Linked DNA regions of Homo sapiens: all the other regions are linked to region 3. A link is a loop called in an ENCODE intact Hi-C map of the cell type or tissue named here. Cell type or tissue: GM12878. All regions are shown on one strand. Links, peaks and the distances in the headings refer to the core of each region. The heading gives the core; the rest is flanking DNA. Region 1 overlaps UBE2QL1 (ubiquitin conjugating enzyme E2 QL1). Region 2 overlaps UBE2QL1 (ubiquitin conjugating enzyme E2 QL1). Region 3 overlaps TENT4A (terminal nucleotidyltransferase 4A).

The links. Hi-C counts contacts between places; a loop is a spot of excess contacts. Peaks named below come from ENCODE experiments on the same cell type or tissue, not always from the same donor. Only the 100,000 strongest peaks of a DNase experiment are listed, where the experiment ranks them.
Region 1: it touches region 3 in a loop (6-fold over the local background); 2 of 110 quality-filtered maps call a loop at or near these places.
Region 2: a loop joins it to region 3, with 8 times the contacts of the local background. A loop is called at or near these places in 2 of 110 quality-filtered maps.

Annotation. Positions count from the first base shown.
Region 1 is chr5:6,478,327-6,488,596 of GRCh38, reverse strand. All of the region lies in intron 1 of UBE2QL1 (ubiquitin conjugating enzyme E2 QL1), which reads right to left. Among named protein-coding and RNA genes, the nearest start is that of UBE2QL1, 35 kb to the right of the region's middle. RefSeq lists enhancers at 4,284-4,373, 4,394-4,713, 7,868-7,917. In GM12878, for the core only: a CTCF peak has its summit at 8,253; DNase peaks (open chromatin) are centred at 4,576 and 7,786; H3K4me3 peaks cover 915 bases; H3K27ac peaks cover 2,748 bases.
Region 2 is chr5:6,491,278-6,501,547 of GRCh38, reverse strand. UBE2QL1 (ubiquitin conjugating enzyme E2 QL1) reads right to left here. Exons shown (of 2, transcript NM_001145161.3): 2 at 4,825-10,270. The coding sequence ends at 10,199. Among named protein-coding and RNA genes, the nearest start is that of UBE2QL1, 48 kb to the right of the region's middle. RefSeq lists a silencer at 8,436-8,535. In GM12878, for the core only: a CTCF peak has its summit at 5,379; a DNase peak (open chromatin) is centred at 5,157; H3K27ac peaks cover 347 bases.
Region 3 is chr5:6,732,376-6,742,645 of GRCh38, reverse strand. TENT4A (terminal nucleotidyltransferase 4A) reads right to left here. Exons shown (of 13, transcript NM_006999.6): 2 at 5,013-5,136; 3 at 3,917-3,963; 4 at 2,794-2,914; 5 at 49-156. Among named protein-coding and RNA genes, the nearest start is that of TENT4A, 24 kb to the right of the region's middle. RefSeq lists enhancers at 5,021-5,360, 5,401-5,540, 5,721-5,890. In GM12878, for the core only: no CTCF peak of the experiment used is centred there; DNase peaks (open chromatin) are centred at 5,055 and 5,555; H3K4me3 peaks cover 2,604 bases; H3K27ac peaks cover 4,293 bases.

The sequences.
Region 1 (10,270 bases), core at 1,434-9,433, 250 kb after region 3:
TCGAACTCCTGGGCTCAAGCAATCCTCCTACCTTGATTTCTCAGTGTTAGGATTATAGGCGTTAGCCAGTGTGCCCGGCCAGCATCAATTTCTACATCAAGTGACAGCAAATATCAAGGGTTGATTTTTTTTTTTTTTTGGCGAAAATGCATATTTTAACCATCTGTATCCTTTTTCTCCACAATACTGAAAATCTATGGTATTATTTGAAAATCCTGAACTAAAGGTAGCTAGACCAATAGAGGCTCACAGTCATCCTGGACTATTCTGTGGTTTTTGGCATGAACCCACACTTTGCCTATTCTTTGTGAAAGTCTCAATTGTTACAAGAAACAACAAACAAAACCCCAGAGGAACAGACCACTCTTTGTTGCCTTTTCTTCCCTGGAAGAATTATGAACAGAAAGCCCTAGTGCTTAGTCAATTCCACAGCTGGGAGACAGAGCCCGTTATGAGCCAGTCAGAGGCTCAGCGCATTTATTGCACTACACTGTGATAAGGAGCTCTCATCGCATCTCCTGTCTCTTACACCCACGTTTACAATTAACAGTTTTTTTTTCATAGGTTCATCTTCTGACTGGCTGTTTAAATACGACACAGTGAAATGCTGGACTTGGAAGCCACTCCCTGCATTCCCCCTTTATTTCCTGGCTCTGCCAGGGTCACAGAGCCGTTTTTCTGACATGCCCTTGCTGTGCCCACTGCACCAAGAAGAGGGGGGACCCCTCCATCCCGTGTTCCCTGCTTGCTGCAGGTCTTTGGGAATTGCCATTCATCCTTCCAGGATACAGTCTCTTGAAATGTGAACTTCTGGGAATCAAGTGCAGACGATACCCATGTCACACATCATGACGAACATCCAGTAAGATAATGCATTTGAAAATACTGAGGACTTTGAACTTCATACAATTAACAGCGTTTTTCTTATTCTCATAACATTTACCTTTCTCCCTTGTCTGTTTCTATTTAACTAATAATCAAAGAATCTAGTCTGAGATATTTCCTTTGAATAACTCTCATTTCTTCTAAAATATCTCTACTTGTTCTTAATGTTAAAAGGCATAGATGTGACTCTTCACTCATCCACTACAACAGCTTTGTGTTATCACTCAGAGTTTACAGCAACACTTCCTCTCTTTCCTGAGCCACACATGGTTAAGTGTATATTTATGAACAACTACAGGATTTTGCCATCACCACCTTAAAAGTCTCATTGTAATACAGAAGTCGAACAGTGTTAATGAGAATACAATTCTCCAGGGCTGCATCTGTCAAACAAAACCAGTAGGTGGTATTTTGATTTGATTCTTTTTTTCCCTTATGGCCTTTTGAGGGCCAATAGCAATGATGCAGCATGAAAACATTTCAACACAGCTAATAAGATGACAAGTGGCCCCAAACTTAACTCCCCAGTTCGGCCCCCATGTAATTGAATTTCAGCCTGGCACGTCTGCATCTTCCTTAATTGTCTAATGCTTCTCATTCATTCATTTATGCATTCATTCAATGTGTTAGGTGCTGGGTCAAACAAGACAAAGTGATGCCAGGTCTCTGCCTTTAGGGCTTAGAGTCCACTGTGGGCGGATAACCAGGCATGTTGCAGCTGTTGGGACAGAGGGTGTGGAGCAGGCAGGGTCTCTCACTCTTGGTATTGTTGGCATCTTGGGCCAGGTAATTCTTTGCTGTAGGGGCTATACCTGCATGGAAGGAAGTTAGCAGCATCCTTGACCTTTACCCACTAGATGCTAGTGGCACCCCATGAGTAATGACAGAAATTGTTTCCAGACATTGTTAAACGTCCCCACAGGAGCAAAACCACTCCTGATTGAGAACAACTGGTGTGTAGAACTAAAAGAGCCAGAGGCAGGAAGAGTCAATTCATTCTTTATTCATTCAGCAGACGATTGCTGCAGGTCTTCCCTGTGTCAGGAACTGTGCTGGTGACCGGGACTTCAGAGCTTTCTAAGGAAAATAATTCTGCTCCTTATGGAACTTATAACCCAGACAGTATGACGGATTCTACACTGGGGAAGAGAGAAAGAAAGGAGAGAGAAGAGGGGTGGTGGCAGTGATTTGTGTGTTCAGAAAGATTTCTGTTGACAATAACGTAAGCTAAGCCTTGAGACATAGGTGGGCAGGTGTTTACCAGGCTGTGGTGGGAGAGGACAAGGGGTCCCAAATTGAAGGTGTGAAATGGCTCACTATGCTTGGGGGAGGGGGAGGCTTGGGCATGGAATTTAAGTGTGTGTGTGTGTTTGTGTGTGTGTGTGCTTGTGTGTGTGTGTGCTTGTGTGTGTATTTGGTGGGGAAGGAGTTGCATAATTCAGTAGACCTGGCTTCAAATCCCAGCTCCAATACTTCCTGGCTGTGTGACCTTGGGTGAATCACTTAACCTCTCTGAATGTCGATTTTCTCATATGTAAAATAAGCATTATAATAGTATTATGTGGCATTGGATTCTATAAGAATTTAATATGTTAAAACATAAAAGATGCTTTGCCCAATGCCAGGCACAGGGTGAACACAATAAATGGGGCTTCTTATTTTTTCAGCTATCACGGAAGATCTTCTCCTTTGGTAAAGATAGTTTCATTCTGTTCTCTTGAAAGAATACACCATATTTCTGTCTTTTCATGTAGATTTTATGACGTATTCAGTCACAAAAATGTCCACAGGCAAATTCAGTATATTGCATTTACATAGCTAATTTCTTAGCCTTTTGAATTATGTCTGTCTTAACAGGTTGACATTAATACATTAATTCTATACTTACTTGATTAGCTTTTTCTCTCATTCCTTTTCTTTGCAAACATACTTTCTTGGTATTTTTGTGTTTCATTTGCCTATGAATTACAGACTTTTGCCCTCTAAAAATAGTTAAAATTTTCAGACTGCTTACGTAAAGTTTTGAGTTTCCTGCACTCATTTCCTGAGCCAAAATTACAGAGCTGCTACTTGTTTTTCAAGTCTTTGAAGGAGTAATTGTCAGTCTAAAAGCACTCGTAACCTTAAGCTCCCTGACATGGGTTGTAAACGTGTGCAAGACTCATTTTAGGTTTCCCCTAAAACTTCTATCTGGGGGCAAAAATTAAAGCTCACTAGGCTCTTGGCTTGAGGAAAACCAATGCTTACAAGCATCTTTCAAAGGAGGTCCGCTTTGGAAAGACATTGGGGATTTCACCTTTCTCTTAAGGTTTAATGTTCAAAGCAAATCCTAGAAAAAAATCAACTTGTAAGTTTCTAAAGGACAAATGAGACTCTACAACAGATCAGACTCTTCTAAGAAACACATTCCCAAATCAGATCAATGACACTGAAGCCACTGACAAGCAGGGGACTTCAGCTGGATCTAGTCGGATGAGACAGGAAACAGAAGGATCCAGAGAAGGTGAATATAGCCCTTATTGTGAGCCTGGGGGTGTGTGTGTGCATATGTGAGCATGTGCACGAGTAATGCATGTACATACATATGCATTTGTGTATGTGTGCACGTGTGTTCATTTGTGTGTTTGTGGGTACTTATACACATGTATCGTGTCACATGTGAGCATGTGTGTCCATGTGTGCACATGCAGGTGGCTATGGTGGTTACATTCAAACTGCAGGGACCGATGTGAGCCTCCCTGCTGTGGAATGGCTGCTGACTAGAGCCCACAGTAACCTGAGGGAAGGCTCTTGGCTGAGTGGAGGGAGCCCCAGGCCACATGAGCCAGTTTAATGGGTGGTCCCTTTGCACAGGGAGAGCTTCAGCCTGGTGGGTTCCGAATCTGTCAGAACCCGACCCAGCACTAACCAGTGCAGGGAGGGAACAAGCAGAGAGGGCTGGGAGAGCAGAAACAGGGGAGGGGGAGAAAGACAGGGTGGGAACATGCTGTTGGAGCTGATGAGCCGCCAGTGAGGTCATGTTGAGGTTTTGTCTGAAGTGCAACCCGGGAGACTGCTGAGTCCCCACACCGTCCGCAAGTGCCACGGTGACTGCTCCGTGCTCAGCTCGACTCTGATGTGCGACTGCTGCCTGGCTGTTTTCACATCTCATCTCATTAAATGTTGACCTGGGCAACCTTTGCAACGAGTAGGAAACTGGGCTTCCATTAACTGACTTGCCAAGGGCTATAGAAGAGCTGGGTTCGAATCAAGGACTCCCGAGACTGAAGGCAGAGGCACCGCAGAAGAGCATGCGTGTGGCCTGAGGGTGCCATGAGGGGCAAGACCAAAGACAGGCAGCCTCAGGGCCAGGGCCTGAGGAGGGGCCCAGAATCCTCAGGGAAAGGGCTGGAGGCAGCCACACAGGCTGGGCGACTTCCTCCAGGAAACCAGGACTTGGAGTATGCAGACCAGCCCTCCCTGCTCGCTGCCCCTCCGACGCCAACATGGGCCACTCAGGCTTCTGCGCTCCCTGTTGGGTTTCACTCAAAGTTTGTGCCCAATATGGCTTGGGGTTCCTTTCATCGTTCAGACACCAACAGCAGACTCATTCATATGCATCCCCCATGACTAGCTGTGATTTAGTTCCCAGATCTGGTAGCTAAAAAATGTGTTGAATGGTTTCTGGAAAGTACCAACTCAAAATAGTCACCTCAGAAGCCATAAACCTGATCTTTCGGTTACACTTTCAGAATGCACTGTTTGCCCCAGAGACCTGTTGACTCACGCCCAAGCCAAACACATACAGGCGACCAGAGAAGTGGCTTCACAAAGTAGATGACTAGAACATCCCACCAGATCTGAGGGCATAGAGGACAGTGCATTGGGTGGTGGGGCACGAGGGGCCACATGGCTACATGGACCAGCCACACAGGGATCAGCCACAAGGGAACCAGCCCTTGGCGTGGCTTTAGTGGAAATGACGACTCTCCTCCATGGCCCTGCTCCCACTTTGATAGAGATATGTAGTTTCTGCAGAAAAAATGCACTGGGAAACCCATTCTTATTACAGTAAAATTTCTCTCTCTAGCGAGAATGTTTCCAGGCCTGGAACTGGGACGGAAGGGCTGTGCGTGTCCAGGAGAGGCGAGCAGAGTCCCAGCAGGTGATGCGGTGTCCTCAGGAAGAAGGCTGGCTGCGCCCTGCTGACATGCAGGGAACACGATCCTTCACTCCAAACACACCTGCCGTGCATCACATCTGTGGGCTCCTCATTTTTTTTTTTTTCTTATTTTAGACAGAGTCTCACTCTGTCACCCAGGCTGGAGTGCAGTGGCACGATCTTGGCTCACTGCAACCTCCGCCTCCCAGGTCCAAGTGATTCTCCTGCTTCAGCCTCCCAAGTAGCTGGGATTACAGGCCTGCACCACCACGCCCTGTTAATTTTTTTTGTATTTTCAGTAGAGACGGGGTTTCACCATGTTGGCCAGGTGAGTCTTGAACTCCTGACCTTGAGTGATCCACCCGCCTCGGCCTCCCAAAGTGCTGGGATTACAGGCATGAGCCACCGCACCTGGCCAGGGCTCTCATTTTTAAAGGCGTGTTTGAGCCTATCAAGACGTGGAAGAGAGTGTACAGAATACAGTAAGCATGTCTTTTCTTCTTTGGGTGCTGACAAGAGCATTGGTCTGATCAGAGTGTGTTGGACTCGCAGCAGGGAGGCCTTGCTGGCGTGGTGGGTGGTGCGCAACCACGGATGTGCAGTTTTCCCACTTGGAGCTGGGAGACAAGATGAAAACATCTGGCATCTCTGCAGGAGCAGGTGTCCTCTAGATGAGAGTGCCTCTGCTTGGGCCCTGCTGACGCTGGAGCTGGATCATCCCCAGCTTGGGCGCTCCTGTGCACTAAGGGTGTTCAGCAGCTTCCCTGGGTCATTCCTGACCATGTGCACCGCAGAGTGTTGAGCAGCCTCCCTGGGTCGTTCCCAGCCGTGTGCACTGAGGCTGTTCAGCAGCCTCCTGGCCTCCATTCTCTGAATGCCATTAGTACCCCTCTCCCGAGTGGTGGCAACCAAAAATGTCTCTGCCTATTGCCAAGCACTCCCTAGGGGGCTGAATAGCCCTGTGGAGAAGCCGTGCTCTAGAGTGGACTGTGGGAGTGCAGGAGGGGGTACCTAAAGGGGCTGGGGGCCCAGACGAGTGGAGGAAACTTCCAGGGGAAGGTGGTTCAGGAGCTGAACGCAAAAGACAAGTGGCAATGATCCAACCAGAAAGCAGGAGAGGGGGCAGCAGGAGCAGACGCCACGTGAGGGTGGGCAGTGAGCATCCTGAGGCTTCCGGGAGTCAGAGCTTGCTGGGGGGTGGAGGTGGGCGAGGCAGGGATGGGAGGTGCCTTAGTTTCTTGGGCCTGCTGGAACACAGCACTCCAACTGGGGGCTTGAAACAACAGAAATATGCTCTCTCACAGTTCAGGTGGCCAGAAGTCTGACATGGAGATGAGGGCCCAGGGGAGGGTCTGCTCCAGGACTCTGTTCCAGCGCTCAGGGGCTGCCAGCACCCTTGTGTGCCTCAGCCTGTTGGCACAGCGCTCTAATCTCTGCCTCCATTGCCATACGGTGTTCTCTGTGAATCTGTCTCTGTATCCAAATCTCCCTCTTCTTACAGTGACACCAGTCATTGGATTAGGGACCACCCTAACCCAGCAAGACCTCCTCTCAACTCAATGACTTCTGCAAAGGCCCTATTTTCAAATAAGGTCACATTCACAGCCACAGGGGGTAGGACTTCAACTATTTTGGGGAGGACATAACTCTGCCCACGGCAGGCATAAAGCTGACAGAGAGGCCTTTCACCTGTACCTCAGCACTTGCACCCATTCTGCAGGTGGGCGCACATTGGGCCATGTTTTCCTTGTGGATGGTCATTTGGGAGGTGGTATGGCGGTCAGTTTTGGGGTGTTGTCCAGTTAGGTTATTGTCATGGTCCAGAGAAGATGGCGAGGGCCTGGCAGAGGCCACTCAGTGAGTCCAACTAAGGTCATGTGGGCAAGGCTGGGGGAAGGATCAGTGGGAGGCCCGAGCCACTCCAGGCTTCTGACCCAGGAGGAACAGGTTTCTAGGATAAGATACTGAGTTCTGTTTGGGTTGGCTGGCTTTGAGGTGTGCACAGAAATCCAGGCAGGAGGCTGCTGGGTATAGTGGTGGGAGCTCACACCAGGGAACCTAAATGATGTGGTTCTGCAGGGAGAGGTGTGCGGGGAGGGGAGCGTGCCCCCTCTCTGCTCTCTAGCCATAGGCCCGTGAGCAGGTCACCCTCCCTGCACCTAGCCGCTGCACCCATGTCACTACCCGCCCTCACCTCCTGCATGGGGATAATGAGCACCTGGCGTGCAAGGCGAGATGGGATGGAGGTGGTGGGCCACCATGCCAAGTGACCCGGGGCCAGGCCTGCAGAGAGAGACGCTGTCTTAGGAGCAGGCTGTGGGGTCCTGGGAGGATGGGTGTGTTTGGCTGGGGACAGTCAAGAGGAGAAGCAGGAAATCTAGAAACGGGGAATTAGGGCAGGTGCAGCCACAACGAAGCGTGCACAGGTGAAATGGCCCGAGAAGCACGCTCCGGGCCAACTCTTGAAAAACAGTCATCTGAGATGTGTGATGGTTACTTGGTTTATAATACTATCAAAACCTTAAAAACTCCTATTGACCTTATTTTTTAGCACTCTTTACACATTAAGAAAAATCTGGTTCTTTAAAAAAGTGTAGCTTAGCCATGAACAAGTCCAAAGAGAGCAACCTGTAACCCCCAGAGGTTTATGAAATGCTTGCCACCCCACAGACGTCAAGCAGGGTATTAGGAAATGCCGGCACTCAGAAACTCTTTCTTAAAACTGTGAAACCTCTCAGGATGACAAAGCCAGCATCGGTTTCGTGTATACTTTGGTGATACTCATAAGGAATTAAAGCGAAGCCACTCTACTTAATACTATACAAAATCCTCCAGCTCTGGCAGCACCAAAGGCACAGTTCATGGGCGCTTACAAAACAGAAGCAGCACTTGCCTCTACATTTTAAAGAAAGTACTAGCAATTACTGAACTGTTTTGAAACAGATGGTACTTTCTTGGAGGAAGCAAGCGCAGAAAAAGGAACTTTTTGCTAAAAATGTAATGATATGAGATAATCCTCTCAAGGTTATTTTTTGGAGATCCCACTAATACTTATACTTTTGCATAGGCAGCCGGATCCCAGTGGGTTTCATTAATGTGCACTTTAAGACAGGTAAGTGACAGATACGCTCATTAGTGACATCGTGGTGGCTGTGTCGACTGTGTCGAGGGCTGTCTGAGCCAGGCCCTGTTCTCAAGATGGGGCAAACACTCTCACTGAACCATACTGAGACACTCCAGCAGGTGGGGTCTGCTGTCATCAGGTCTATTTTACAGACGAGAAAATGGAGACACACAGATCAATAAGGTGCTTGGAGTCACTCAGCTAGGAAGTGGCCAAGGGCCAGGATCCCAGTGCAGGAATTCCTGGCTTTGGAGGCCACACTCTGAACCCCAAGGCCAGGCCAGCTCTCAGAAACGTGCGGAAGGGTCACAGATGTAAGAGAAGGCAAACAAGATACTGACCATTCACTCAAACAAACAAACAAACACAAACGAAAAAAGTGACCCGCCTGGCTGTGCCCCCTGGCACTGGATGCTCCTTGGCCACCAATTACCTGTGTCTCTCTCAATGTCATCTCAACAGGGAGCTCCTGGCCAGCCATCCTGTCATTTGCCACATGGTTTATGTAAGCCCCGAGATGATCAGGGCCCTGAGTCTACCTTTACTACGTACATTCTGGTCTTTGCAGCACATGTGGGGGCCTCGGCACACGCTACCTGCCTGACGTGGTGAACAGGGTGGGTGACCTCCCTGGTGAGTCTCTGTCCCGAGATGATGGGGGCAGTCTGTGTTTGTCATTTTGGCCAGGACCAGAATGCAAAAGGAAGCTGCTTTTCTTGGGCCGCACCCAGGATGCTGCACTCCACTCTCAAGGCCGAAACACTTACTCAGCACAAAGGAGACCCCCGGTCTGTGTTTTCTCCTTGTGAGATCATTCCAGCTGTCTTCACAGAGGATTCTGGAAAGTCTTAATGAGCACAGCCTCTGCCCTTTTTATGATGGACAGACTCACCGGAGGATACAGACATCAGCACCTCTTCATTTGCTTCAACATTTTACTCCTTGGACTTGGCTCCATTAAGGCACACATTTCCCTGACTAGCCCCAGAGACCCCCCACTTTCTTACTGAAGTCGCCCCTAAGTTGAAGTCAGCTCTGTCTGCTCCTACGCTCAGTGAGTGACCTGCAAGAAACAATGGTGTTCTCCTACCCAACTTGACCTCTTAGATCACAATCCGGCCAGCTCTTTTCCCTGCACAGTTGGTCTTCCTCAGCGTTCCATGTTTTTCCTTCTTCTTGGAACACATACTGAACAGGAAGAGAATCCAGGGCCCCATCGCTATCTCAGCCCACCCATTCTCGGTGGCTTAATTCTCACTTTCGCCCTCTTGTTCCGGCAGGTGGGACTCTGCTCACTCAGCTCTGTGGCCTCCCGTGCTGTGTGTCCCTAGATGCCCACGGCTGCCTCCACCCTGCCACGCCTCCCTGATTTCAGGATGAGGCACTGGGGATCCAACAGACTCCTGATGCTGCACACGATAGAAGGGACGCCCCCAGGGCAGGCAGCTCTGTCATGAGGCCTGGCCTTCCTCACTCCTAGGAAGGATGAAGCCCCTGAGCAGGAAGGAAGCAGAGGGGAGTGGAGGGGTGCCAGGGAGATCAGATGCACCGATGGGCACCCACTCTCCATGTCTCCTGCCTTTTGCCTGTTTCCTGACAGAATGCATCTGCACGTCCTAGGATCACTCTCCCACGTGCGCAGGAGATCATCCACCTGCAGCCCTAAGCCCTTGCCTGTGGTCTGCTGTGGCTTTGATCACCCGTGCCATTGGGTGATCAGGACACTTCATTTCACAACTGCTATGGCCCAGCCTTGCTGCGGAACAGTTCTCTCAGCACAGATAGTAGGTACGGCGATGCTGTTAAAGTCCAAAAAAAAAAAAACCGAAAGAGACCAAGAATGTCACTAGGAAATGTGACAGGAATCAGAGCCTGGGAATGAATTTGTCAAAACAGAGGCAGCCACCATTCGCTGTCTGCCCTGCTAGCAGGAGCTTCACGACTTTGACCAAAAAGCCCAAACTTAGTTGTTCTAGAAATATTGCATCAAGAAGGAACGCGTGATTTTCACAGACAACCCAGGTAAATGGCGCCTGGTGCTTTCACTGCTGAGGTGGCTTCAGGGAGGCTTTGCGCTTGATGGTGGCAGTTCACGGCTGTGGTCTCTTTCCAAGCCATGT
Region 2 (10,270 bases), core at 1,550-9,549, 240 kb after region 3:
CCATTTTTCCATCCATCCATCCATCCATCCATCCATCCATCCATCCATCCATCCATCCATTTATCTATCCATCCATTTATCTGATCATCTGTATATCCATCCATCCATCCATCCACCCATCCATCCATCCACCCATCCATCCATCCATCCATCCATCCATTTATCTATCCATCCATTTATCTGATCATCTGTATATCCATCCATCCATCCATCCATCCATCCATCCATCCATCCATCCATCCAGTCACCCAGTCCATCCATCCATCTATCCATTCATTCATCAGTTCATCCAACCCATCCACCCAATCACTCATCCGTCCATCCTCTGCATTCCACTTGGTTTCTGTCTGACATTTTCCACCCAAGTCCTTTGCACTTCACCAGCCCTATGGGAGAAGACTAAATTAAAGTAAGTTCAAAAAGAGGGAGAAATCCAAAGTGACAACCAAATGAGCTGGAAACTTCCAGGAAACTGAGTCAACAGAAAACTCTCATTCAGAAGCCCATGCTTTTAATCTATTTGTCCCCTACCTGCAAAGCTTCACACTATAGCAACCTGGCCCCAAAATAATCCACTTCTTCTCTTGACCATTATTGGTATTCCTTCACTATGAGGGGTGGGACGTTGGCACCCCTGGAGGTTAGTGCTTAGAACTTATGTGGGAATTGACATTATTTGAAAAGATGTGGGTTTCAGTGGTGTTTTTGAAATGGTGTGTTGTATTTTGTAAGGAATCCTCTGGCCCACTGACAATGACCTACACTATTGCTGTGACCCGTATATAGTTGCTAGTGGTTCTAATTTGGGTGGCTGATTAACAAAATCAGATTTTAAACAACTATGTGTCCTCCATTGTTAGATTACAAAATTATGTGCCCTAATATAGCCTGAAGTGAGTAAATCTTACCCAATTGAAGAAATTCTTTTCTCTTTTGGGGGGATCATTCATAAGAGTATAAACTTGGGAGGTATGTATGTATCTATTTCTATATCTACATCTATATCCATCTATCTCTACCTATATTCTTTTCCTAGGGCTGCATTAACAAATTAACACAAATCTGGTGGCTTAAAACAACAGAAATTTGGCCGGGCACAGTGGCTCATGCCTGTAATCCCAGCACTTTGGGAGGCTGAGTCACCATCCTGGCCAACATGGTGAAACCCCATCTTTCCTAAAAATACAAAAAAATTAGCGGGGTGTGGTGGCATGTGCCTGTAGTCCCAGCTACTTGGGAGGCTGAGGCAGAAGAATCACTTGAACCTGGGAGGCGGAGCCTGCAGTGAGCTGAGATCGCGCCACTGCACTCCAGCCAGGCAACAGAGTGAGACTCCATCTCAAATTAAAAAACAAAAAACAAACAAACAAAAAAACAAACCCAGAAATTTATTCTCATGGTTCTTGAGGTCAGAAGTCCTAATCAAGACACTGCCAGGGTTGGTTTCTTCTATTTTCTTTCTCCATGTTCCAAGGCAGTGCCGCACTCCTGGATTCATCCTATGCATGTGTGGGCAGATACACTTTATATTTCTCAGGCAGCATGACTGAAGTCTCAAGGCCCCCGTGTCTGGTCCCAGCATCGTAATACACTACGATGAAGCCCCCAGACTCTGAATTTAACTTCCTGTGCCTTAAAACAATCTTTCAGAAAATGGGGTCTCTGGGTTATACTTCCCTTCTCATAAAGAATCCTTTCACTCTAAGAAGTCATTGGACTAGGCTAGTTTTAAACCCCTCTACGTGAAGGCATGGAAGTGTGTTTGAACAGGCTCTGAGCTGAGGACTGAGCCTAGGGCAGACAGAACCAAATTAAATCACGGAGTTGATCCTAAGAATCCCTGAGGCCCTTTCCATTTATTTATTAAGTAAATAATTGGCACGAAAATTATAAGTCATATGCTTTGCTTTAATTTTTGATGCTATCTTTCTAGAGTAAATTTTAACAAGCTCCAAAATATCACTTACCAAAAGCAGCTTCTATTCCCATTTGAATATGAGAAGGTCTGAACCTTGGATGCCATGAGGTCCAGGGCTCTGAGGACATCAGACAGGGACACAAGATCCCCGGCAGGCAAGAAAGGAGGCCCCCCAGGAGAATCAGGAGCACAGAAAAGGAGGAGAACAAAGGAGGCAGTGTTATAAGGAACTGTATGCTGTTTTGGAAATTGGCATGTTTTATGGAAAAGCAACACCATAACATGTAGAAACTAGAGTAAAGTGAGAAGAAAACCCTTGAAACAATGAGAATAAGATTACATAAATCAAGTTTATGTAATTAATGGGGGTTTAAAACTCCCCATGAATTGCAGTGAGAGTCTGAAAGTTCGCAGTGACTCAAGGTATACAGATCAGCATCCTAGCATTGTCGTAATGGCAACCACATTCATGAAATGAAGTCACATTGTAGAGAAGGCAGGCAGGAATGAAACCAAGCACATGTGTGGGAATATACACAGCATTTGGTAAAGGCGAGGAACACGATCTAATGCAAAATTATGGGAAGCATTTAAAAGAGGTTTAAATGATACAACTGCAAAGTTGTAGCTAGAAACATCCTTGGAGTTAGAGACTTAAAAGTTGTTTTAGTATTGACTTAATGTAATGTTGTAGTGACACAGGAAAGTAATTGACCATATTTAAGTAAAATCAGATTAGAAAAATCAATTATACTTAATGCCTGCTTCTGATCTATAAGCTGCACACTATTGCCTACTAAATCTGCTTCTCAGTGTTGCCTAGAGATGAAATGAGAAGATAGTTCTAAAAGGTCTTTGAGAAATTAAAAACTTTGCAAATGTAGGAAAAGAAAAAAAGGATGTTTTCCTATGGGAAAGTTTATTCATGCTGCTTATAATTATTCCATTGGATTTTACCTTCAAAATTATTATATGAAAACCTTTAATGACTCAAAAAATAATCTGTAATGGGTTTAAAAAAAATTGTACTTTCAAAACTCACCGTATCCTGACCTTGTTGCTGGTATCCTGGCTCACTGCTGTACAGTTATACATAATCCCGACACTCGAAGGTTGAACAAACGAAACTTGAACTATTTCAACTTCATTTTGTCAAGCGGTTTGTATGTATGTCTACTTTAATATCTCTATCATTTCCCCTTGTTTAAATAAAAATAACTTGTTTCCAATAACATTTATTCTGGCATGGAAATAGACCTGCAATAGTCCATTCTCATGCTGCTATGAGGAAATACCCAAGATTGGGTAATTTATAAAGAAAAGAGGATTAATTGACTCACAGTTCCACATGTCTGGGGAGGCCTCAGGAAACTTACAATCATGGTGGAAGGCATCTCTTCATAGGGTGGCAGGAGAGAGAATGAGTGCCAAATGAAGGGAGAAGCCCCTTTTAAAACCATCAGATCTCATAAGAACTCACTCATTATCATGAGAACAGCATGGGGGAAACTGCCTCCATGATTCCATTATCTCCACCAGGTCCTGCCCTTGACATGTCGGGATTATTATAATTCAAGAGAGATTTAGGTGGGGACACAGAGCCAAACCATATCAAGACCTCTCTTAAGACAAACACCTAAGTGGCAAAGAAGAGCTGGAGAGCATGAATTTTATATAGCTCTGCCCTGCACCTATCCTACTGACACAGAACACACCTTGAATTGTCAACGTGAAAGGCCAGGGCTCTGTTCAATCCTGCTGGGCCTTTTACTTTGGCCTTAAGAAAAATACGTCCCTGGACACAGATCACCCAGACCACTGCCTATAACTCTCTGACACAGCTGAGGCTGGATGCACTCTGGGGAGAGTTTGTGATTTGGCACACTTCCATCTCCATCACCCCACAAGTTCAGAGTCAATGCCCTATTGACGGTGTATCTTTCATGCTTTCACCCAAAGGAAAGGATGCAAATTCACCTGGATGAAATGAACAGCCTGAAAGTGGATCCCAACAGCCAACTCAAGTGGTCAACTTGACTGTGTCAAATCAATCTCACTGTTATTTGTACAATAATGTACTGAGTTCTAGTTACACATCAGGCCCTGGGCTCTTGCTTCCCACACATTTCCTGTCTTGTCACTACAGCCCTCAGCAGTAGACATGCACTGCAGAATTTCAGTTTGGAAGGTGCAAGCCAAGTGTCTGGGTGTAAGGCTGAGTGCCTTATCTACATGTGATAAGAGGCGTGGTTTTCTGATCTGATCAACAGCCCAGCCCTGTTCAGTACTAAAATAGCCACATTTTGAGATTTTAAAAAATACTCTCTTGATTAGAAAATGATCTTGAATATTGACTAGGGCTGAGAAATTCCTCGGGTAAACAGCTTAAAACAAAAACTGAATACCAACATACATGTTAGTATGAAAAGTGAGCTGAAGTACCTCTTCGATAAATTGTGCTTAGGGCACTTGAAAATTGTCATTTTCCAGAATTGTTACTCTGTAAGTTCTCCAAAGAAATAGCTCTATAGTTCAGTAGTAGTTTAGGCTACAGTTTTGTGCTAAGCACACTATTTCACTTATATTGAGAAACTTTAATGGAAATCTTTGTCAATAATGTTTAAGCATCTTTATAATGCAAATGGCAGCTGAAGGAGAAATCTAAATCACACTGATTAGATTAATTAGATTTGGTTCAGTTACATTTCATTGATTTTTGTGGAGAATACGCATGATATACTTCAAGGTTTTCATTTGGCAAACCACGAATGAGTCAAGGGACACAAGATCAGAGGGTGCCAAGTGACAGAAAGTCACTCACCATGGCCCGTGGGGAGAACACATGTGGAGACCCAGATAAATCCTGAGAATTACTGAACACAGACCATGCGAGGACACAGCAAGCATTCCGTGTAAAGACGTTTATTGGTTTTAAAGTTTTATTTTCTAGAATCATTGTTTTTTTTTTCTCATTAGGGCAGTGCCTCTAGATTATTTGACTCATGCACTCACCATCTTCCAGTGGTAAACATTTCTTTCCTGTTGATTTATGCCACATGCGTTTTTTTCTCTTCTTTTGAGGATCACAGAAGAGGACAACTCTGGAAACAGGATACACCAAAGTCTCCCCATGAATTGCGGTGAGAGTCTGAAAGTTCGCAGTCACTCATGGTGTACAGATCAGCATCCTAGCACTGTCATAATGGCAACCACATTCATGAAATGAAGTCACGTTGTAGAGAAGGCAGGCAGGAATGAAACCAAGCACATCAGGTGACAGCAGTTTCTGTGTTAGTTCAATTAGTGTCATCACCAGTGACTGCCCAAGGTCTAGAGGTACAAAACGATTGCATGTCTACAAAGTAGGACAGTCACTTAATTTACCACCAGTAGAAGGAAAGAGAAAGCCACCTCCTGGCTTTAATTCTGCGAGAGACACAGGGTGAATTGGCGGTTGGGGGCAGTGCAGGGATCTCTTTATCCCTCCATGCGGCCTTACTGACCTGGGAGGACGGCCTCGCACCTGACCCCCTCATTGCACTCTATTTGTCTAGCCTTATCATGACCTTGAAAGAAAATCTTGCTCCCCTCTGCTTTGATTGTTGCTGTTTGGCCAGCACACTTTGCTCCCGTGTTTCTTCTGGAACCAAACTAACATTACTTATTGCTTTCCCGAATGTCAACAGAGTTTGTTTGCCTTTCCAGATTATTGACCACATTCTGTGGATCAGACAGGCCCTGGGCTTAAAAATGATATTTAATACTATGGGAACTAGAGGCTGCAAAAATTAGAAGGATAAGTAGAACCTAGCAGAAAACTAAGAACAGAGCTGTACATGATTTCACTGTCTTTGGAGAAAAAAATTACAAAGTTCTGACTACAGTCCCATAGGCTGAGCTCCAAGCCCCTTACAGAAGCTTCCCAAAACAGTTGGAGGGAATTTCTGCCCTTTGCTCCAATTTGCTTTGGGCACAGAATGGATCCTGTGGGTGTTTCTCAGCTGGCTTGGAAGACTTGCAACTGTACTGATTCAATGATGGGGTGAAGAGTGTGTGTTTGGTGAGGGCCACATGAATTGCCTAATAGTCTCATGAAGCAACATAAAGGATCAGAAAGCCACAGTAAGGCAGTGGCCTTGTGGCTCCTGTCCTACTGTGGACAAGCCCCTCAAAGTCTCTGGGCTCGCCTCCTTCACTGCAGAGGGTGTAAAATTAGGCTAAGTGGTCTTCCAGATTCAGTGGCTCTACCCTCACTACAGTCAGGAAGTAAGCTCTGCCCCTTTAGAAAGCAAATTCCATTAAAATTTCGCATGCTATTGGATGGGTACACTGAAATATAATTGCTACACACAGGGCAAGCTCCACACGCCAGGCTAGGCTGTCAGGTGGGACCGTGTCCTGCTTCCTGAAATCAGCTCCATGAATAGGGACTCTGCAGGTGAGAGGTGGCAAGGGGACTCCAGTTCTCCCGTTCAGGGCCAGTGAGGACAGAGTCCACGCTCCCTTTCAAGGTGCCCTCAGCCCCTCCCATTTCTACACCTGCTACACCTGCCCTTCTCCTTCCCTTTGCCCAGCCATGGCTCAAACCTGATTTACTCCATGAAATCTTTCTGGTTTTCAGTCAGAAAATCTCTGGACTTGCACATGTCTTTAATTTCTGCAGTGCAATTTGGCACTTGCCTTGCTTGGTGCTGGTGCCTGTGCGCTATTCCTATCTTTTGAGTTCCTATCCAGGGAAGGGGCTGTACCTTAATCTTCTGCATGCCCTGCATTTAAGAGGAGAATGCTGAGTGAGTGGAGAGATGGCCAGTTAGTTATTGGTTGATTTTTGGGTCAGTTGGTTGACTTAATGTAAGAACTGGGGACAGAAAGCAAGTATATGATTACCAGGTATGTGTATTTTAACCACTGTAATTGATCATTCTGAGTCGATATCTAAGTGGGTTCTAATTAAAGCCTGCTGTAATGTAAACGTCCTAATACTACGAAAATGACACTTACATTTCGTTGACAATCTTTAGTCTCCAAAGCACTTCTGCTGCGTCATTTTGGCCAATTCCCACACTGACCTGGTAGGAGCTCACAGCTGAGGAAACCAAGGCTCAGGCAGGTGGAGTGACTGGCCAGGGTTACATGGACACATGGCTTTTTGTCTTTCAATCCTAGGTCTTTTTCACTCATCTACATATTTTTCTCTTAAAAAAAGGTCAAATTTTGATAGATGGAGCTGAAAACTTTAAGCCGACACCCTGGTTTTTCTGAGTAGTGGATTTTAGAAACAGCAAGTCTTTGCAGGAGTATTGGCACATGTGCGTGTGTGTGTAACTAGGGGGAATAACCTTGCTGCTCACATAGAACTCCCTAAGGCATAAGCAGTTCTCAGTCTTCTAGAAAGTTACAGACAGACCATGTGCAGGCCTTACCCAGCAGTGGAGAAGATACCCAATAACAAGGGTGATTGGTTCAGGAAAATTATTGGACGGGAAGGAGTTCTGCATTGAGAAGAGGACAGATGGGTTTGTGATTTTCTGTTTGTTTGGCTCTGTGGGCTCTGGCTTGGTTTGAGTTCCCACAGATACATGGGTGTGTGGAGCTATCGGGACATGAACATTTGCACCCACTGTCTGATTATTCCCTCGCTGTCTGTCCAAAGAGGAATAGGTTCCTTGGCTTGTGTGGGAACGTGGCCCCAGGCTTCAGGCCTCTCCTTCTCACCCTGGGCTCCAGAGGCAGGTGTCCACTTCAGTGGGGTGGAAGGAGGCTGTGGCCAAGGCACAGGCAGCCAGGCCTGTGCTCAGTGTCCTAAGGGTGCCTCCATGGCTGGGCACCACCGTGCTTGCCTACGAAGGGAGTCTACCAGAAAGGGAGTCCGCACTCCTAACAGTCCAAGCAATGGTAGAGTTTTACATCACTTCCTACTGCTTTTAAAATGAAAAATTCTTACCAATTGAGTGAAAAATGGTATTTCGTTCACTAAAGAATTGATTTCTTCTATAAGTTTCTAACAAACCTAATGGAAATGCCATGCAAGAAAAATCAAACTCTGAGTGTATGGAAGGAGCGACACTGAGCTGAGTGTCTCTCTGCTCTGTCGCCGGCTGCCACCCAGCCCAACCCGGGGTCAGACCAGTCTCTTGGCTGCACCCCTTGGTGCAGTTCTCAGAGAGCACCGTGAACCTGTTTTTCAATCAGCTAATAAACACTACTGAAATGACCTGCCTTTGGATATATTTTTCCCCCTAAAGTAAAGCTGCTTTTAGTTTTCATTAGAAGAGGAAAATATTTAGAAAGGAATAAACTCAGGTGCTTTCCCTAGCAAGATGTTTCTGTCCTAGGTCTTTCATCTCCACAGTGTAATTCCATGATGACCACTAGCTCCAGGGTCCAAAGACCGTCAGCCAAATGTCAGGTTTCCAGGATGGAGAATGCCACCATAGAGGGTTGGATGAATGAACATCGTAAGTTCACTGTCATCAAGTTTCACGACTATTATGACTCACAGGGAAGCTGAGCAGGCCCTGCATTCTTAATACACTGTCATTTTGGTCTGGCAGAGCTGCCTGTGTGCACTTGGGGGCAAATAAGAAAGTGGTAAAGAAAAACAAAAGTAACAATAAGTTTGGTGAATGGGCAGCCCTGCTGAAAGGCGCCAATCCTTGTTCTTTGAGGCAAGGCCTCTTGGATCTCTGAAAACCTTGAACCAATGGGCAGGTCCCCAAGTAGACAAAACTGCCTGAAGAATTGAATACATTATCCCGGAAGACTTTTCCTCCTTCACAGCAGTAAGATACAATTGGCAACATCTGAACTTGATCGAATCATCCCTTCAGCTCCTTGGCTGCTTCTGGGGACTATTTCAATCTACTGAATTTTTGCAAAGACTATGGGTTCCTAAGACTCATTTCTGGTACCTGACTTAGAACGCTGCTCTGGAATTACATGTTGTAGTATTTGCAATATTTAAAAAATTTAAGAATATCTGAAATATTTTAAATGGAAGGATAGCCCACAATGACTGGATCCTTGAGGCAGTGTATCAGGTATGCATGATTTTATTTAAAATGTGTCCAATAAGACTTGCCACTTGGAATGAACATTTTTACTTCTTTCCTCATATTATTAGAAACAGTATTTCCTCATTTCATGGAGTTTCTTAGAAAGTTCTAAGTATTAACAGAAGAGAAAAATGAAACCGTGGGGGAGATTAAATAACAGGAAGTTTACACCACAGCAAGGGTGCTCACCCATCCCAATTTCGGGGGACACACAAGTGACTATTGGGTGAAATAGACCCGATCATGCAAATCATCGTATGATCACTTGGTATCCTTTGGCAGTTCTGACATTCATTGTCACTAGCACAGATATTAAAATGAGTCAGATGACTGCAGTGAATGGGAAATCATCTTTTGCTTTTGGTGGTGGAGAGAAGACAGGAACACAAAGGCGCGGCCGTAGGACCATTTCCTAACATCGGACGAGACTGTTCGCAGCTGACCATCCGTTGCTCTGAGCCCCAGAGGGCGCACCTGGTGTCTACGCCACCGTCTGCCAGGGGTGGTCGCAGTATCCTCTGCCTTCCATCTAATGGCACTGGTTTATCTGTGGACAGCAGCACACCACAAATCAGCATCGAGAGCACGTTTTCACCAAGTGGGCAGTTGTGGTTTTAAATCACTAGAACCTGGCAATGTTAAATTTGTGTTTTCATGAGCCAAAGGTCATAGCACAAATGAGGTCTAAATGTCATCACAGCGGACCATGGGCCACAGAAAGACACATTTTCAAGTTATGTTGACCTTCCAGGAAGAAAAACAGAGATACAGAGCACAGCAAACACGTGCCGGGGACGCACGGCGGAGATGCACGGCGTCCCTGTGAAATATGAACGGCGCCATTTACATGGAAATGGAGCCAGCAGGGGCATTGAGTTTCCTGCCGGCTCGTCGGAGCTGCTGTCATGGAAAGAAGCTCAGGGCAATGTGACCGGGGTGGGCAGAGGGGCAGGCAGGCTGGGAAATGTCACCATCTCAACATGTGTTCTAAAGTGACTTCGAGGTGATCATTCATTTATAATCGAAACATAATCCGAACGGCATTTGCTCCCTCTTCCTCTCTGTACACACATCTTTTCATAAATAACTTAAACGTCTCCTGGGCATTCAGGATGCAGTTCTGGCTGGAGTAAAAACGGGTGGAGGATGCACAGCATTGAGGAGATGTCAGGGTACTGGTGTGTGTGTGGACAGGCGCTCGAGCGTCTACTGCACGTGGCAGACATCAGCCGTCGGACACGGGCGGGGTGACCCAACCATATTTTTCATGCGTCTTCACCAAACTCTTAAAGGTAGC
Region 3 (10,270 bases), core at 951-8,950:
GCACTCCAGTCCTGCACTCTCGCCGCGCTGGGTCACCAAGCACAGTACCTTCATGTAATTCTTGATGAACTCCGCTGCCCGGACGCCCGTCTCCATGTTAAAGCTGATGTCAACTTTCACTTCAGTCTCCTGATCTGTGAGCTTTATTATTGGTACCTGTAAAGATTTCATTTTAAAAACTGCTTTAACATGCAGGACTCTCCACAGCCAGGCATCAAAATGCTGCCAAAGCTGTACAGAGGTTTGGTGTTTTTTCTTAGTAATGAAAGGGGGTCAGAGAACACTGTCAGCATCAGTAGTCCCTGAACCCAGGACGACTCCCAGGCCCCAGCCCCTCACAGCAGGACCCACATTCTGCCCAGCCCCTGTAGCCCTGGATCAGCACCAGAGGTGACCAAGCATCAAAGAGACGTGAGGGGAGGGAGCCAACAGGGAACAGGAGTTAGTCTCTGCCACGCCCACCCTATGTGCTGGGATGGAGAGAGGTGCTTGGCCCCAGACTTTTATTTGGCAGAATTTTTGAAATCATTTAATGTAACTTCGAAGCCATTTTTTAAATTGTATGTTATACTGATATTGTTTCTCTACTTTGGGTTTTCACTCTTTAAGACAACTTTACTAAAAAAATTTTTCCCCTAAAAAATTCAGCAAATAAAAGGCTATTTTAGAAATATTCTCACCAACAAGAACTGTCACCGAATGGCATTCAAAATCTGCCTGAGCAACTGTCCAGACCACACTCATGCCCCACCCTCCACCCCACCAGTAAAACTGAATTCTTCCAGAAGAAAAGGCAATGTTTTGTTTCCTTCAGCCTTGAAGGATTAAAAAAAGGAATTCCTTTAACCAAAACAATCAGTGTCTAACGAAAAGTTCAAATGCCAGTGATAGGCAACGTAGGGACAGTGCATTCAGTACACACCTATTCTGGGCTTTAATGTCTACACTTGAGGGCAACCAACCAAGGACTCAGCGTGTGAGGACATGCCAGTGGGGCCAGAGTCACCTGGACACCACTGCGACCACCAGGCAGGGTAAGCCCTGAGGCCAGTATGTTCTTAAGAAGGCAGAGAAAGAAATACTTTCCCAAAGAACTCATCAGAAACTGCTTTGGAAGAAGCCAACACTCAATGGCTATGCCTCCCTGACACCCACAGTTTAGGAAGCAGCTTCCTTTCCATCTCATAGACTCCTTCCCACAATCACTCCTGGCACTCTCCTGCCCTACTCTTGCACACACTCACTCACGGCAGGAACCCCAAATCCTGGAGGTGAGGAGTTAACACTGTAACACAGTTTTGGGTTGTTGTTCCAAATAGACAAGATTTCACCTTAAACTCAGCCCTCGCCCTGGGTCTCTTGTGCCCATGACTGGCCGGCTGCACAGTGCTCCCCAGAAATGAGCAGTGGCAGGCTCCAGGCTCTCCCTACAGTCTACACTGGCCCTCAGGTAACAGAGGAAAAGATACTTAGTAGCCAATATGCGACAGTAACGAGGTCACTGGGACTAAGCAGTTACTGTAACTGCTCAACCTACTGTGTGGCCTCAGGACAGCCGCGCCTTAGTTCCTCTACTCCAAAGGTGGTCGCCTGGTCAGGATTCCCACCCACCTCCCCGCTGCCCCTTGGCACACACAGAGGAGCAGCAGACAACAGCGGCCTGGACTATGCCGCTGACCCACCTTGGGCTAATGACCTCACCTCTCCGCATCTCAGTTTCCTCACCTGTAAAATGTGAACAGCAACAGCATCTGCTGATGAGAGTGGCTGGGAGAGCTAAGTGCAATAAGGCCCGTAAGCATTTGAGAAAGTGGCCGGCCAGGGCTTGTCTCGTGCTAATGAGAAGAGCCAACAGCCCCTTCTGGAACCTGGGCCTGGAGGGAACCTCTGGTGCTGCCTGCTCGCTCTGGTCCACATGACAGTGACATGAGCATGTGCACTTCGTTAACTCTCACCAAGAGGTGCACCTGGTACATGTGCACTTTTCAGTGCATATATCATGTTTTAAAACTTGCCCCCAGCCTCAATCAAAAGCACCTGACAATGAGAAACATGTGAATGCCCCCTCCCCTATCACCACACAGGCAGGAGGAAGCTCCTGCCTTAACTTACATTCTGCTAAACACTATAAGGATGTGAATCACACACAAGTTGACACACAAATTTAAAAATGAAATGCTAGCCGGTCGCACAGGTGAGCTAAGAACTGTCATACAACAGGCAAGTACCTCATAGTCCCTGGGGGGCTTATAATCTTGAACTGACATAAACCTTAGCAAGTACACACCAGAAACAGTCTCATCTTCAAACTTCCCCCAAAGATAAAAGGCTTTTCATATATGTATATTTTTTGGAACCACGAAAGGAACAGCTAAGTTGTTCCTCTTTAACATAACATAGCAAATGGTAATCATAAAAACCATGGTTTAATCATTGAGCCACACTCTCCATAATGGGCAGCACCTGAATGTCAGTGTCCGGTTTCAGATGACTCTCCTTTCCTATTCATCCTAACACAAGTAGACACAATCATATATTTTCATTCCAAGAACAGTTTAATGGGCTCACAAGTCCCAAAAGTTCAGACTGTCACTAAACATGTTCTCAGTTGGTGATCACGACTATGAAACAAAAACATAAAACACATGTCTATACCAGAAGCAGATTAATCTTCAAAACTGTAGCCAATAACTGTGTAAAATACCACAAGCTCGTGACGCAGGCGTATCCTGTGACCACCTGGGATGTGACAAGGCTCCTGCCCGGTCAGAGGGGCCAAAGCCAGGCACTCACCGTAGCCTTGTCAAGGACTTTGATGGAACACGGCTCAGCCACGTTGTGCTTCCGCAGGGCTTGCTCCAGCAGCTGTAAAGGAGGACGCTCCCATTTCCCGAAGACCACCAGGTCTATGTCGCTGACAGAAGAAAACGCACGTCAGCCACTGCTCCCCTCGCCACAGCCTACACACTCGTGTGGGGAGGATAAGCACCAAGGCACATGTGCCTGTGTCTCCCACAAAGGCCAAGACACAATCCCACTAGCCTATGGCCCCTAAGGAGGTGAAGTGCAGTTCATGAACTACAGCAAGTCCTCGCTGAACTTAAGGGAAGACTTCCATATTTGTAGCATAAGATGGAAAGCAAGAAGGTTAAATCATTCTCCCAACAGCACTAGGTATGTGAGGGGATTCAAATGAAAATGCCTGCCCCCAAACCAGGCTGAGGCCCCGCTCTCCCAGCACCTACTCCGGCACTGCCTACGCTGGATCACTCCTGCGGACCCAGAGATTCCTGGATACCCAAACCTGTTCAATTACCCACTGGCCCTGCTAATGTCAACCCCCAAATCCTGAGATTATAGCCTCTTCGGCCTCCAAATGCTAACTAGCAGTGGGTTAATAGAAGGTAAGCTTTTAATGAGACAGTGCACAGGAAATTTATTTGGCTATCAAGAATCCTTAATGAGAAAATACTAGTTTGTATTTTAGAATGCAAACTTGTTTGACATTTTCCTATCAGGTAAAAATACTTAGAAAATACTATTTAAAGAGAATTTTGCTTGAATCTTCATCAAAACATAAGATCAATTTTTCAAACACATGTCCTAAAATATCAGCAGAATGTCTTCTATTGCGTTTACTTCCCACAGTCCTCCCACCTGTCTTCTTCATATTTCCAGCATGAAGCATTTTTGCACCCCAACAAATTAAGTGTGAGAGGAAAAATGCAAAGCAATGAATTCATCATAACACTAAATTAAATCTTTCTGCCAATTTCCCTCTGTAACCACAGTCTTTTCCTTTAGCTGGCATTTCTCGCCTTAGACTCAATTACAAAGAATCTATTTGTAGCCCTTAATATTGCATAGACACCATCCCAGCCCCCCACTAGCCCATGCCATGCAGTCTGGTACTCACCTAGTTGGAAGATAAAGACCTGTACTAAAGCTGCCAAATATCTGTACCTGAAAGAAAGAGTGGTTGCCTTAAAATGTATACCACAAACCAAGCAGTCACACTACCATTATTTCTTACTAAAAGAAAGCCCTCACTATACCCTTGGGTAAAAAATAAAACTACCTTGGAAACTGATGGAGGGGACCGTATAACAATCAACCAGAAAATTCCCTTTAAGTTAAAGACATGCCCAAAAAAGGAATGTTTAAAAACTCAAAATTAAGAGGTGAAACAAGTTTTGTCCTCACCCTATAACCCTTCAAAGCTGAGGACTTTTCAGAGCTAGCTTCAAACCCTTCAACCTCTTCTTAAACCCACAGCTAAGGCACTGGGGCAGGGCTTTGTCCTAGGACTCTGAAGTTTAAAGCCAAAAATCTGTATCATTTTAAAAGAGGCGCAGAAAACTGGGTTGCCCTTGCCCACCAAGAGCACACATGCCCCTCACAGCTGGGGCACGGCCAGCCCTGCTGGTCCACTGAGCCCAGTCAGCAGTAGGGAAGGCTGCTGAATAGAGCCGGCCAGGGGCAGGCTTCACGCCACCTGCACCAAGCATTCCAGAAGGCCCCACTCCACATGTCAAAAAACACTTGTTCCTTCACTGCAAGAGTGGTGTGTGATGAGGGAACACTTCCAAGTTTTACAAAAATGAGCACATTATATGCTACTATGTGTGGTGGTGGGGAAGCAGGGGTGGGTGACAGGGTGAAATTTCTAAATTTTAAGGTGAACTTAAGAGAAACAATCACACCATTCTCCCCCTTCCAAAAAAAAAAAAAAAAAACCCAACAAATCCCTCAGCCGATGGTCTTCGCACTTGAGTGCGCGCCAGCATCACGAAGATGTGCGGCCACCGCAGGTGTCTAAGACAGCAGGTGCAGGTGCGCCGGGGGCCATGCATTCCAGGCAACGGAGGCCTTCTCAAAGCACACTTGGAGAACTGCTGCCTCGGGCCAACGAGAAAAGGTCTGTGTGGATCTAGCCGACACATCATCATCACAGGGTATTTAAATTTACTCGCACGTGACGTGCGACACAGAACTCCAAAGAACATACTCACATCAGCCGTCGGCCAAAGGTCTTTCACCACAGTTTCGATCCGTTTCACCACCTCTCTTCTCATAGCTGCTTCTTCAGGACAAGGGGACATGAAGTTATAAAAGTCAATTATTTCCTCATGTAGTCTAATGGACAAAAAAGAAAACATACTAGAGTTACAATGAAATGTCACCACATTTTCTGTTCTGTTCTTACATCAGGATGACGCTCAAACATATTTCTGGCCACGAAATTCAGTTTCATTTCTCCTCTGAAAGTATAAAATGAAAACTCTGTGCTCAACAAACTTACACAGTATGACTTAGCAACACTAAACAACTGAACTTTGTCAATACCAAGTATCAATAAATGTATAACTGGCCTTTAAAGACTTCTCCAAAAAAATCATCTCAGTGACTTTATATTGAAAAAATGAGAGAATTCCATCCAGGAAGTGTGAAAGCAGCTTTCCAATGAATGTGGCACAGTTAGGCACACTTCTGAGGCTGGGAACCAGCTCCAGCACAGGCCCCAAGGCCCCATGGGCACCTCCCTGAGTGCCTCACGCTAAGGAGCATGGGAGGGACTGAGAATGGGCCAAGGTGTGGGGAAGGAACATGTGAACAGGAAAAAGACGTATGAGTCCTCAGGGGCCCCGCGGCCCAGGTCTGCCCAAGCTACCTGGTGACCATCCACTAAATCCTGGTTTCATCCGCCACAGTCTCAGCAGAGAGAAACAGGGTCCCTGGAGGCAGAAAAGCTGATCGAATTCAATACTCAAGTATTCTCTCCTTAAGAGGCCAACAAGGAGGTCAACACCCAAATGCCTGTGGGACAGGAGTAAGTAGGGCCTCTCTCTCTTAACAAAGCTCTAAAGCAGTGTTTTCAAGCACCATGAGCAAGGCCTGGAAGACGCCTCACGCCGCCACCTCAAAGGTGCTGATCTCCTGTCACCCCATGGGCTCCAAGAGCTGAGGTCAGCCCTGTGGCCAGTGGCACCAGCCTATGTCATGAGTTAAGGCTGAGGCCTACACAGATGACTGCAGGAAAAGTGCTGTCGTCCTCTTTTCCTTTAAGGGATTAATTAAAGATGGAGAGAGGGGAAGGCAAATTATCCAATCCTAGGAATTATAACAAATCAAACTCACCTGCTTCCATTCTATGACTCCTAGGAATTATAACAAATCAAACTCGCCTGTTTCCATTCTGTTTCATAAATAAGGCAAACAGCAGAAGACAAAACAGGGCCAACGAACAGCTGGCAAAGTGGAAGCAAGTAGCACCTCTTACAGGACCTGCCAGGGGTGAGTACAAAGGTGAGTGGCCCTGCATCAGCCTACAGTTTGGCTCTTGTGTAAGGTTAATTTCAACTGTCAGTCACCTAAAGTATTGCCACTTCCCACCCCGCCAAAAGAGTCATTTGGAGTACGCATTCCAAGCCGTCCACAGAGGGCTTAAGGCTAGGCTACAAGCACACACGAGAGACTCCAGGAGCAGCAAATAAATGCTGTGCACGCTTGCTCATGAAGCACCTGCAAATCAGGCCATGCCTGCAGCCTAATTTTATGTATCACATTTAATTTAAAAAAATATGTGGCCAGATGCGGTGGCTCACGCCTGTAATCCCAGCACTTTGGGAGGCTGAGGTGGATGGATCACAAGTTCAGGAGATCAAGACCATCCTGACTAAAATGGTGAAACCCCATCTCTGCTAAAAATAGAAAAAAATTAGCCAGGCGTGGTGGCACATGCTTGTAGTCCCAGCTACTCAGAAAACTGAGGCAGGAGAATCGCTTGAACCCAGGAGGCAGAGGCTGCAGTGGGCCGAGATTGCACCACTGTACTCCAGCCTGGGCGACAGAGCAAGACTCTGTCTCACCAAAAAAAAAAAAAAAAGTAAGAAAAAACCTCACCCCAAGCATGGTCCCAATTCAGACAGCCACCAGTCCAGCTGTTAACAGAGCCCAACATTAAAATATTTTTTCCAAACTGATCAAACTACAAGAGCTTTGAAGTAAAGCTTCTATCTTTTCAACAATTACTGAGCACCAACTACACACTTTTCTACCAGCTCAGTAGGCCACTTTAAAGTCTGAGGTGTTACCTAAAATTTCCTACCACTTAGTAATGTAAGCAGGACTAGATATGTCACGTTAGCAGGTTAACATCCACCCCAGGGAAGAGCCACAGGCCAGCCTCTCTCCATCAGGAAGAACGTCTGGGTGGATCCCTTCACCTTCACCAGTCACTATCACTGTCACTGCAGAGAGCTAGGGACAGTCCTAGGCTATCCATGAGAACAGCACTGGCAAGTCTGTCCACCTAAACCACTACACCATGTGGCCTACTGCACCTCACAGTCCTGTTCTGAGGATAATAACAGGAGTAGAGAAATTTAGAGATTCTAACAAAGATGCAGGCTTGGAATTATTAAATAATTGGCCCAAAGTCATGGAAGAATGCCAAAGCTAGGATACTAAAATTCTATCCACATCCCCCAGATTTAACTCATTAAAGCATATTGTAAACAGGGCATTCCAATTTGTCAAAATGGCACTCCACATTTCCACCTGCAGAGTAGAATGTACTGTCAACTTTAAGTTCTACCTGAAGTAACGGCAACATCAAATAGCTTTCAGGACCTGTGCAGCCACATTCACCACCCTCAGGGGCATCCCCTACTATCAAGAGATGCTCAACACTCCAGGAAAGGAAGAGCACGGAGATAACACCTGCTGCAGTCTGCCTTAGACACACAAAATCAGCGTAACATGGCATCCGTTTTTGTCAAATGTCTGTTCCCTTGCACAGGGAGAAGAGGGGGTGGCCTGGTATTCCTCCCCTAAATCAGGAGAGATTAATGGCGAGGCATGGCCTGCCCATGCTCCTAGCAGAAGTGGTGCTCAGGGGAACACTGTCCTCCTGACCTTGGCATTGTGTCCAAACAGTAAGCTGCACTAATAACCACACCTGTCTGAAATCTGTAATAAAATGCACCTAAAAGTGAGCAACTGCTGTAACAAATATTAGATAATAAGAGACAGGAATAATTTTGTTTTGCCTTCTCAGAATAGAATGGAAACTGCCGGGGGCCCGGCCATCCATGCCTCTTGGATGACGGAGTCAGACAAGAAGGCTCTGGCGAAGTGCCCCACTGGCCCTTCTTCAAGGAGAGCAGGGACCAGCAAGGTGCCGCACGACTCCAGGACTGCCCACGAGGCAGTGTGAGACTGGTGGCGGCCGTGGGACAGTGCCAACCATCATCATTACATCCTCTGGGCTGGCCTGAAAAGCCCCCAGCCTGCCTTCTGCTTGGCTCTTTGTGAGGCCCTCAGAGGGCGAGGGTTGGGGGCCAGGCAGCAAGGCGGAACACTGACCAAACTGAGAAAAAGTGCACAGTAAGAGTAGCCCAACAAAACCCACGTGAGGGCACCGCCCAGCCGTGCCCACCCAGCGGCCTCCCTGGCCCTTCGGCCTCCCTGCAACCGCATGACTCTGGAGGCCATCTGTGGATGGACGCAACAGCGCACTGCTCCGTCTCCGGTGCCCAGAACAGCGCTTGCCTGTGCATGGAATCAATCAATCAAGTTTTGCTAAGATATTTTGCTGACCTTGTCATTGCTGATGTACACTCTCTACGACATCTAAAATTAACATTCTGAAAATATTTTACCTCTGCAATGAATAATTTGATTTGTTAGCAGAAACCATTTAAATCGCCAACTATCCCTTTAAAAATGTAAACATTTTTACATTTTTTGGATTATCTCATTCAATACTAACACTGCCAGGACTTTTCACTGCCTTAGGAAGCTGTGCACATACCTTCACAGATAAGCCCTGCCGACCACAGGCCACGCCGCCAGCGCAAACTACAACATACCTCCTTTACTCATCTATGACTTCAAATACTGAATATGCCCGCTGGTTCAATTCTCCAAAAAGTCTGCCACAGAAGTACATCAATGAAAAGTTTTAATCATTTCTCCTCAACAAAATAGAAATAAGTTTAGTCTTATGTTCTCACATACCAAACCTCCAGGGAATTTACAGCTGGCAGGACGTCTGCATAAAAACCACACTAAAGTCTCCTATCCACAGACCCGTCATCAATATCTTTTAAAGCTCAATTTCAGTTCTGCTCACTAGTGTTCAGTCTCCAAATCGAAGAAATTTCTATGCATTGATCATAATAGAATAAATCCCTCTACAGTGGATCACAAAGGTGGCATCTCAGAACCAGGAGGACACAGTGAGAGCCCTAGGCAGCCCTGGGGCCCTGCTGCCCCCCAGGCATGCCATCATTCCCCTCCCCATGAGAAAGGCTGGCGGCACGCCGGGAAGCAGTGCCAGCCAAGAGGCGGCCTGACCATCCTCCCCTGCAGCCTCAGGCGGCCAGTGAGACCTGGGAAGTGCCTGGGAGGGCTTTCCCAGGAGGCTTCTTAGGGAGGAGTTGGCACACAGCCCTCTGGCCTCACCCCCTACTCCTGACACATTAGGCTGGCACTCTCCAGCTTGGGGCTGTGAGTGGCCCAGGAAACTCCTATATGATACACATCTCATTCTCAGCTGAGGAGCTAAACGGACAAACTGAGGTGGGGCCAAAGGACACAACGCCAGGAACACTGCCCCCAGAACCGGAAGCAGAGCTTCCAACTGCTCCGTGGTGACTTCTAGCCTCGTCTTAGATTCTGTCACCATTTTGAGTTGGCTGTGGTGTAGAAAAGAAGTAGGATCTATAAATGAAGCAAGCCTCTGATGCTTGTCTCTGTGAAGTGAAATCCTGGGACATTAGCAAGGCTCCAGCCCCACAGAGAGCAGGGTCAGCTTCCCGATCCATTGCCACGGAGCAAACTCTTAATGATTCATTTCCTAGTTATCTTAAGAAAAAAGGAAATGGTGACAGCAGAGGTTTTTTTTAGTGAATTTTTATTTTAGTCAGGAAACTACTCGAAAACAGAATTCTGAAGCATTATTTCCTAGTGTGCTTTACTAAAAATTAGAGAATAAAGTTCATTGAAAAACAACAAAAGATCACTCTCGTTTACAATCACTGCCTTGCAAGAGTCCAAACCCATCGAAAGGTAATGACTGACTTCTCAATTTAGTAAATTCCCGATTTTCTGCTTTTAGTACTGAAAAGCAAGATCAGCAATGTTTTTGTATTTTAGTATCTGGTATATGCTTGCTGTATGTATTTATGAGACCCAACTTACTGAGCTATTTTAAGAGCAAAAGAAGGATCCTACAGTTAGAGAACAAAACTATATTATTCCATAG